Linked DNA regions of Homo sapiens: region 1 is linked to region 2. Evidence: read pairs that join two places in POLR2A ChIA-PET (ENCODE). Cell type or tissue: CD4-positive, alpha-beta T cell. All regions are shown on one strand. Region 1 holds the start of EIF4EBP2 (eukaryotic translation initiation factor 4E binding protein 2). Region 2 overlaps MACROH2A2 (macroH2A.2 histone).

Region 1 (5,000 bases), 310 kb after region 2:
GAGCGAGACTCCATCTCAAATAATAATAATAATAATAATAATAATAATAAATAAATAAATAAATAAAACCTCAATTAATTTCAGTATGACTTTGTCAAGAGGCAATTATTTGCTAAGCACTTTATATGCTAACCAGATGAGGTAACATGGTTATTGCCACATTACAGATGAGGCTCAGAGAGCATAGGTAACTTGTCTGGGGTCACACAGCTTGTAAACGGCAGAGCTGGGACTCAAACCCAGTCTGTATGTTCCGAAACCTGTGCTCTGTTCACTTCCCCCAGGCTGCCTGGCAAAATAAATAAAAAGCACCTGTCCCCAAAACTTTCAAATTGTACTTTGGTTCCTTTATTTCATTTCATCCCATCTTTAGTCCTATCCTCTGTGTCTTTTTTTCTTTTTTTGAGATGGAGTCTTGCTCTGTTGCCCAGGCTGCAGTGCAGTGGCATGATCTCGGCTCACTGCAACCTCTGTCTCAAGGGTTCAAGCGATTCTCCAGCCTCAGTCTCCCAAGTAGCTGGGACTACAGGCATGCGCGACCGCGTCCGGCTAACTTTTTTTTTTTTTTTGTATTTTTGTAGAGATGGGGTTTCACCATGTTGGCTAGGCTGGTCTCGAACTCCTGACCTCAGGTGATCTGCCTACCTCGGCCTCCCAAAGTGCTGGGATTACAGGCGTGTGCCACTGCGCCCAGCTTAACTTTTTTGTGCCATCTTTACCCTTTGCTCTGGCCAGAAGGGACCCACCTCACTGTCCCCAGAACACCCCCAAAATTTGTAAATAAAGACAGTTCAAAGAGTGATGCACTTTATTTTTTAATTAATTAACTAACTTTTTTAGAGACAGGGTCTTTTTAGGCTGGAGTGCAGTGGCACAATCGTAGCTCACTATAGCCTTGAACTCCTGGGCTAAAGAGATCCTCCTGCCTTAGCCTCCTGAGTAGGTTGGGACTATAGGTGCACACCACCATGTCTGGATAATTTTTTATTTATTTTTATTTTTGTAGAAATGTGAGAGGAGGGTCTCGCTTTTTTATCCAGGCTGGTCTTGAACTCCTGGCTTCATGCCATCCTCTTACCTGAGCTTCCCAAATTGCTGAGATTATAGGTGTGAGTTACTGTGCCCCTACTGGACTGATGCACTTTATCAACCACACACTGTAAGCTCTACACAAATGTAAACTAGTATCTTCCCCTTTCCTTCCACTAGAAGTGTCTCTGTTGGCATGTCCAAAGTCTCAGAGTCTTTCAAGGTTAAACTCAGCCCTCTGCAACTCTGGCAGCTTCCAGATGGCAGGACAGGCAGGGGACTTTTTTTTCTGGATTCTTGGGGCACTCACCACAAAATCAGTACCATGTAATGCCCTGGCCTGCCCTGGGCTGTTGTAAGTTCTTTTGTCTATGTTCTTGCCAAGCACCTGTTTGACCCTCTGAGCAGTGAAGCAATAGCTGTTTTCCCCTCAACCTCTCTTACCCTTATTTCTCTCATTTGCAAAATGGGAATGATGGTAGCTATGTTGGCCTTACCCATGAGTGTCTTCCCAGTCCCACCTTGGGCATGTTGTGGGCAGAAGTAGTGCTGCCCTAGTGCAGCGGTTCTCAAAGTGTGATCTGGAGAGCCCCTCGGGGATCTGAGACAACCTTCTTTTCTAACTACATACCTGTGTGAGGCTGGGTTTTCTTCATATAGTTGAATCAACACATTACAACAGCTTGAACACAGAAACAGATATGAGAATACAGCTGTTTTCTATTAAGCCAGATATTAAAGCGTTTGCAAAAATATAAAATAATGCCACTGTTCTCACTATTTGTTTTAGATAATTAAAAAATATAATGTCAACATGTAATAGGTTATTATTTTATGAATTAATAAACATTTAAAACATTCTCAGTTTTAATTTGTTTTTTGTTGTTGTTGTTGTTGTTGTTTTTTAGAGACAGGGCCTCACTCTGTTGCCCAGGCCGGAATGCAGTGGCTATTCACAGGTACAATCCCACTAGTGATCAGCAGCGGCTCAGTTTTAATTTCTAATACAATAATTATCAATACATATAATCCACACAAACAAAAGCTCTTGGAAATCCTCAATAATTTTCAAGAATGTAGAGGTACTGAGACCCAAAGTTTGAGAACCCCTCGAGGAAAGAATAGAGTTCCAGATCTAGATTTTTCAGGTACCTCATGGTCTAAGCCCTCTCCTGTGCCTCATTTTAACTCTAATACAATAATACTCATTCTTGTTGCCATGAGTGGCTCTTGGTTTCTTCCTTTTCCTAATGTTTAGATCTTGCTTTATGTGTGTATATAGTGATGGTCTTTGGAAGGATACACAATTAACTGGTACAGCGGTTGAGGGGAGTTCGGAAACTGGGAGAAAGTGGCACCATAAACCTTTCTGCTCTGTTTGATTTTTAAAATACAGTACATCGTGCATGTAGTGCCTGAATTAATAATGAACAATTAAAAGTAAAATTACATTTTTAATGCATAGGAATGCATGAGAAACTCAAGTCTGCTCAAGTAAAGTGGTGTTAACCGACAATGACAAACAATAAGAAGAAAGTTTTCCTTGTCCGCCTTCACCAGGCTCACAAACACTTAGCTCGCGCTCCCTCTGGCTCTTCTCCCGCTCGCTGGGGTTAAGCCACTCTCTTCCTCAGCCCTGCCCCTCGTCCCCGCCCCCTTCAACAACTTCAGCCACGCCCCTCACTGCCTCGCCCCGCCCCGCGGCGACGTCACCTCCGGCCGACCAGCTTCCCCAACTCCCTCTGGCTCCCGCCTTCGCCCGCTTCCGGTCGTCGTCGTCGCCGCTGCTGCCGCTGCTGTTGCTCCTGAGGCTGCTGGCTGAGGCCGGAGGATCGAGCGGCGGCGGCGGCGGCGGCTGAGAGGGCGGCGGCGGGAGCGGAGCGGGACGAGGGAACGGGAGGAAGCGAGCGAGGAGCGCGCAGAGCGCGCTTTTCCGTCCGCCTGAGGAGCCGAAGCAGCCCCGGCCCCGCCGCCGCCGCCTGCCCGCCGGACAAAGCCGAGAGCCCGCGCCCACAGCCATGTCCTCGTCAGCCGGCAGCGGCCACCAGCCCAGCCAGAGCCGCGCCATCCCCACCCGCACCGTGGCCATCAGCGACGCCGCGCAGCTACCTCATGACTATTGCACCACGCCCGGGGGGACGCTCTTCTCCACCACACCGGGAGGTGAGCGCCGGCCAGCCGTCCGCCGCGCCCGGTGTCCCGCCGCGGTCCTCTAACTCCTCGGCGCCTCGGTGCCCGGCCGCTTCGCCCCCGCCCCCAGCTCCACCGAAGCCCCGGGGACGCTGCCCTTGGGCCCGCCCGAGCGTTCGGGACCCTTTACTTCGTGTTCGCTCTTGCCCGCAGCTCGAGTCGGCGCGCGCCCCACTCGGGAATGTGGCTGTCCTGTCGCGAAAAAGAGCTCTTGTTTCCGCTTCGTGGCAGGCTTACGCATTCGACCCAGTTCTCTCTCTCCTCTCTGCCTCCTTCCCGGGCGGATTTGGCTCCACTTGGCCTTGCATTACAGTCTGCATTGCCTGTCGTAGATTGTGCAAATTAATGCTTGATTTTGGAGCTGGCTCCGGGGCTTTTTAAAAAAGAACTTTGGGAGAGGAATTCGGCCCTGGCATCCTGCGATGGCTTGTTTTTGCTGCTTTTAGAACACCGGGAGGAGGCTGGAATGCGGAGTCTGGAAGCCTCGCCCAGCGTTATCCCGCTTTGACAGCATTGTTTACTTTGCTGGACGAGGCCCCACGGGTGAGGGGAGTCCCCAGGCCGGGAGGAGAGCGTGATAAAATAAAGCTCAAGTAATAGCCAAGGGAAAGTAGGTGGGGGTGGTAGGGTGCTGACAGCCTTAAGGTAGGGTGTCTTTCGGCAGCGACGCCTTTGGAAATGGATTGAAGGACCTTTGTCAAGGACACCCCAGTTGGGTGGGGTGGTTGCTTGATCCTGTGGAAGGGGCTAGAGAGAGGCAATCCAGAGAGAGGGTGGTTCCCTGGCATTGCTTTTCAAAGCATGACCAGGAACTGTTTACAAATAAGTAATACTGGGGTAGAGGTGAAGCTTGGTCACGGGAAGAGAGCTCAAAGGTTGTCTGTGCCCTAACTGGGCTGTCCTCCAGAGGGAGGAGCCTGGAAAGCGATTTTGAGGAGCCTTATTGAAGGGAACGGGGCCTCCTTTTTAACTTCAGAACTTTGTCTTCTTTTGGTGCTGGGGTGGCCTCTTGCTAGAGGGTGGGGACTTCGCAGCTCCTGCGGTCTAGAGGATTGCTAGCCTTGTTCCTGTGGGCAGGGCTCAGGAGCTGTACTACAACCAATCCGATGCAGTTAGGCCTGGACCATCCTTAAATCAGTTGCACAATAGCAAGGCCTGTGGAGTAAGGAGACCTTCTTGCCAACACCAAGGGATAAAATCTAGGAGGGAGCTTTACAGAGAAATTCAGCCAGGCCGCTCTGGGGGCTGGGCGGGCTGCCTTGAAAGGCTTTTTAAATGACCCAGGCAGAAGTTCAGTAATATATATGGAGAGCTGGGTTTAAGGAAATGTTAACTTTGCAGAATAGTGGAGTTCTTAGGTGGCTTAACTCATGGAAGAAATCTCCCCCCGATATGATCAGTTCAAGACCAACTCGTGTTTGAGCATGGTACAGGGTCTCACTCTGTCGCCCAGGCTGGAGTACAGTGGCACGACCTCGGCTCACTGCACTCTCTACTTCCTGGGCTCAAGCGATCCTCCCACCTCAGCCTCCTGAGTAGCTGGACCACAGGCACGTGCCACCACGCCTGGCTAATTTTTTTGTATTTTGGTAGAGTCTGGGTTTCTCCATGTTGCCCAGGCTCGTCCTGGGCTCAAGTTATTCGCCCCGTCAGCCTCCCAAAGTGCTGGGATTACAGGCGTGAGCCACTGCACCCGGCCAAGATCTTGCTTTTTAATCCTGAAAAATTTTGGCAGACCAGAATCTGCTCCATATAAGAGTTGTCTTGAACTTGAACTGATA
Region 2 (5,000 bases):
AAACTTGAAGGCCATTTCTAAAGAAAAGCTTTAGCTCAGACCCCATTCTGTGATTGCCTGTTAATGCCTCCTTGTGATTTCAGCGGAAATTCTAGAATTGGCCGGCAATGCCGCGAGGGACAACAAGAAGGCCCGGATAGCCCCGAGACACATCTTGCTGGCAGTTGCCAATGACGAGGAGCTCAACCAGGTATGTCTGAAGCCTTGAGGGAAGCCGTAGAATGGGTTTGCCAAACATGCTAATGTGTGGGCCTGGCTGGCCATGAGTCACTCCTGCTACAGTTCCCAATTACATTTATACAAAAAAAACTCAGGCCATATAAAAGAACAAATTCTGCTAGCTCTTATCATTCAGATTCAAAATAAAATTGCCTCTGGCATAGATCTCATTATATATTCTAGGTCTTATCAGACCTTTCTTTTCTCTTTGAAGACAAGTTCTGTGTGTTGCTGAGGAAGGTGTGGCACAAATGTTATTCTCTTCACTTTCTTCACCCAAACTTAGTTGACAGTTTTTTCTGATGAAGGCAGAAGACTCTTTATATTTTAGAACTGACTGTTTATATTCTGAAACTGACTCCAAAGTCAAGCGAATACCCCCTTTTCACCTACAGTATATGTAAGGTGGTAGGTAAATAGTATAAGAATTTTTATTTCTGTTTCTTTTCATTTATCTTTATTTTCTAATCTCACTCTTCTCAAACTGTAGTGAAGAAGCCATTTTTATGGCCAATCCATCATGGACTGATAATTTCCAGAAATGTAATAAAAATCACTAGAAAAATTAAAAAGCAAACTACAAGCCATAATTTTTTGTTATCAGATTCAACAGATATACAATAACTGTCAGTTTGCTGTGAAAGTTTCTAGATGCTTGCTATACTTCTGTTGTCACTGACGGGTAACTACCAGTTCATGGGTGAGCCATGGTCGCAGACCATGCTTGGGGTAGTGTTGGTTTCGAATCTGCAGAATATATTAGTGGAGTAGTACGTGTCTGTTCTTTGCAGATAAATTAACTTATATTGATTGGGAGGAGCATGGCCAGACATACTTTACTGATGGAATGTATGTGCAAGCTTGTGGAGACCACTGGTTCATCATTAACTGGGTCTAGTCTTTGCAATGACCTTTGAACATCATTTTCTCAAGCTGCGCTCCCCACATGGGAAGCTTTTTATCCTGTGTTGTGTCTGGAATTCCAGAGCCCTGGGCAACATCCCTGGTTTCAACTTCTGTGTCCCTTCTATTTTGCTTTACTTCGTTTTGCTTTCTGTACAACATCACAGGATGCCTTGTTAACCTACGGAGAAATGCTCTACAACTGAAAGTGGGAAAAGCCAATTAAATGGTGTATTACGCAGTTTCTTTAGGAAAGCGGAGGCCACATTTAACAGTTAGAACCGTATTAAGTCCAGGCCAGGCACAGTGGCCCACGCCTGTAATCCCAGCACTTTGGGAGGCCAAGGCAGGTGGATCACCTGAGGTCAGCCGTTCGAGACCAGCCTGGCCAACGTGGTGAAACCCTGTCTCTACTAAAAATACAAAAATTAGCCGGGGTGGTGGCAGGTGCCTGTAATCCCAGCTGCTCAGGAGGCTGAGGTAAGAGAATTGCTTGAACCTGGAGGCGGAGGCTGCAGTGAGCCAAGATCGCGCCACTGCACTCCAGCCTGGGTGACAGAGTAAGATTCTGTATCAAAAAAAAAAAAAAAAAAGAACTGTATGAAATTGGGAACTAGCAGGCTGTTTGCTACATGAGCGCATGCATTTCTCTCTTCAGCTGCTAAAAGGAGTGACCATCGCCAGTGGAGGCGTCCTGCCCAGAATTCACCCCGAACTGCTGGCCAAAAAGCGAGGGACCAAAGGCAAGTCGGAAACGATCCTCTCCCCACCCCCAGAGAAAAGAGGCAGGAAGGCCACGTCAGGCAAGAAGGGGGGGAAGAAATCCAAGGCTGCCAAACCACGGACGTCCAAAAAGGTAGGCCGAGGCTGCGTGTCCTGGGCCAGGCACTCCCACTGCAATGGTCTGAATGTCTGTGTTCCCCCACAATTCATATGTTGAAACCTAACCCCAGAGGCATAGGATTACAAGGTGTGGGCTTTGAGAGATAACTAGATCATGAGGGCGAGTCCTCACGAATGGGAACAGTCCCCTTATAAAAGAGGCCTGAGGGAGGCAGAGGGACCCTTCTGCCATGTGAGGACACAGCTAGAAAGCGTCATCTACCAGGAAGTGAGCCCTTGCCAGACACAGAACCTGCCTGCGCCAAGGACTTCCTGCCTCCGGAACTATGAGAAACAAGTTTCTGGGCCAGGCACAGTGGCTCATGCCTGTAATCCCAACACTTTGGGAGGCCGAGGCAGGAGGATGGCTTGAGCCTAGGAGTTAGAGGCTGCAGTGAGCCATGATGGCACCACTGCACTCGAGCCTCGGTGACAGCGCAAGACCCTGTCTCTTAAACAAACAAAAAAAAAAGAAAGTGGTTTCTGTTGTTTGTGAGCCAGCCAGTCTATAGCATTTTGTTAGAGCAGCCCAGGCAGACACTAAGACGCTCACAGAACAGGAGGGAAGTTTAAAGATGAGACAATGACTTCGTAGCAGACACCTCTGAAGGACCGAGGACTCTTGCAGCTTGGTGCCGGAAGAAAATGACAAGAATGTACAGGTAAAAGAATAAAGGGCCTTTGAGGTTAGAGCTGAAATGGGTCTTCTCTAGGTTTCCAAACCCTAAGCAGGGATGGTTTTCAGATCCCTTTTACTACCCCCAGCAAAATCTGAAGTGAGCGATGATAGCCAGGAACCTGCATTTTATTTCTCTGCAGAGCTCTGTGTTGCCTTCCAAACAGCCTCTAGTCTCCTGCAGGCATTCCCTGAGTTCCGCCAGTGGAATTTCAGGTGTTTGGCATATACTTGATATACTAGGTGTTTGGGTTAGCTTGATATACTAGGTAGCTTAGCTCAGAGATGCCACTGATAGAATAATGTTTTCCTATGTTGCCCAGTACAGTAACCACTGGTCACATGTGGCTTTTTTTTTTTAAGAGACAGGGGTCTCACTCTGTCACCCAGGCTGGAGTACAGTAATGCAGTGGCGAGATCATAGCTCACTGTAGCCTCAAACTCCTGGGCTCAAGCGACCCTCCTGCCTCAGCCTCCCAAAGCATTGGAATTATAAGTGTGAGCTAAGGCACACAAGCCAAGGCTATTTGGATTTGAATTAAAACTAAATCAAATTTAAAATTCAGCTCCTTGATTGTACCAGCCACATTTCAAGCACTCAGCAACATTATTGAGGATCAAGATGAATATTTCCACGATCACAGAAAGTTCTATTGGACAACCCTACTGTAGAAGTTGTGGATGTTTCATTCCACACTGCCTCTGTGCCCCGAGAAATCCTGGGGAGAAAGAAGGCTAAGCAATGGGCTATCAACGGCCCCACCCAGCTCCGATGCTTGTCGTCGTGAGCTGCAGGCATTGAAATGAGCAAGGACAATGTGCTGGTGCACAGGGGTAGGTGAGGACTGCAGGTATGTGTGAGCCCTTTAACACACTTTCTATTTTGCTATTTTGCGGTACCCTTTTCTTTCCTTATATTGCTGACTTTTGCTCCCCTCCTTCAAGAAACAGCAGAACACATCACCTAACCACTTCCTTTCATATTCAACTTGGTGGCAGCCGTGAGAAGAGCTTAATAAAGGCACCTCAGGCTTTTTCTGGATTGGTTCTCATCTTGCCTTTTGATTTTTACCGACAGTCCAAACCAAAGGACAGCGATAAAGAAGGAACTTCAAATTCCACCTCTGAAGATGGGCCAGGGGATGGATTCACCATTCTGTCTTCTAAGAGCCTTGTTCTGGGACAGAAGGTAACAAAGAGAATTGCCTTGTGCTATATTAAAACACCACTGTATTTTTATAACCTACTGTTTACAAGCAATGATGCCTCCTTTCCTCCCCTGATAATGATTTTCACTGCAGTCTTGAATTATTCATTTTTAAACTAAAGAGCTGTGGCAGTGTCAGCATTGTGAGAGTGAGAATTGTTCTTTTTTGCTGAGAATTGTTAACGCTAACATTGGTCAGACAAGGGTGAGCATGGAAGCTCTTTCTGGTCAGTAGATAGGATGGCATTACTGGTTTTGCTGGGAATTCCCCACACCCCAGTTATTTCTACATCTGCCAAAAAAAAAATCCATAGCTAACTTTCTCAGACAGCTTCTGAGAGGCCCATCTTACATGGTTCAATGTAATTTATCAAAGAAAGAAAATAGAAATATATGTTTCCCAAATATCCTTGGTATTAGAAATGAATTATTTGCCAATAATTCAGTCTGCCTGCCTTCCTAGGCTTTAGAAAGTAAACAAACAGGGCTATGCATTTGAACAGTCTTCAGCAACACAACAGCAGCCCAACCAGACATGCAAATAATTCATTCCTACAAGTGTAAAGTTTACTGAGCAGACAATTTATCTACCAAGTCAACTGGGGCTGAAATAAGACACCCAAGGAAAGAGTCAGTTAATCATATCTCTGGTAGCTGAATGTTTCCATCTTGACAACACAGTAAGCCTCCATTCAAAGAATTGGGAAGAGTATGTTCTAAGAAGAGCATCGGTGTGGCTGGTTGCTAATTCGTCACTGATGAAAGCAGGGAAACAAAGAGGTGGAATTTATGTCCCCTCTCTGGCCTGTTCACTGTTACATGACGATTAGCTTTCTCTCACTTAGCTAAGGCAACATAAAGGTCTTGCTCACATGGGCCAACAATAGAGAATGCCCTCCATTCCACTCTACTGTGAACACATAGGATAGCAATTCCCAATGGTAGCCCCAAGACTGTGGTCTCCAAAGGGCAAGGGAGCCAGACACCCCCAGGTCAGAATCCCAGAGCCCATTACTTCTCTCCAGCAAGGTTATTGGCTTCAGAGCCCTGCCCCACAGATTTTGTGTTCTTCTAGGGAGAATGCAGGATGCTGAGGGGAGAAGAGAGAGCAAG

What was found. Peaks named below come from ENCODE experiments on the same cell type or tissue, not always from the same donor. Only the 100,000 strongest peaks of a DNase experiment are listed, where the experiment ranks them.
Region 1: POLR2A ChIA-PET joins it to region 2 with 10 read pairs; 5 of 35 experiments call an interaction of 5 or more read pairs at or near these places.

What each region holds. Positions count from the first base shown.
Region 1 is chr10:70,401,355-70,406,354 of GRCh38, forward strand. EIF4EBP2 (eukaryotic translation initiation factor 4E binding protein 2) reads left to right here and starts at 2,791. Exons shown (of 3, transcript NM_004096.5): 1 at 2,791-3,192. The coding sequence starts at 3,048. RefSeq lists silencers at 2,663-2,852, 2,883-3,092. In CD4-positive, alpha-beta T cell, no CTCF peak of the experiment used is centred here; DNase peaks (open chromatin) are centred at 2,727, 3,137, 3,407, 4,277 and 1 weaker place; H3K4me3 peaks cover 2,862 bases; H3K27ac peaks cover 1,675 bases.
Region 2 is chr10:70,089,977-70,094,976 of GRCh38, forward strand. It overlaps MACROH2A2 (macroH2A.2 histone), which reads left to right. Exons shown (of 9, transcript NM_018649.3): 3 at 84-190; 4 at 1,781-1,978; 5 at 3,759-3,869. Among named protein-coding and RNA genes, the nearest start is that of MACROH2A2, 40 kb to the left of the region's middle. RefSeq lists an enhancer at 1,062-1,206 and a cis regulatory region at 1,127-1,140. In CD4-positive, alpha-beta T cell, no CTCF peak of the experiment used is centred here; DNase peaks (open chromatin) are centred at 2,255 and 3,635; H3K4me3 peaks cover 2,429 bases; H3K27ac peaks cover 2,169 bases.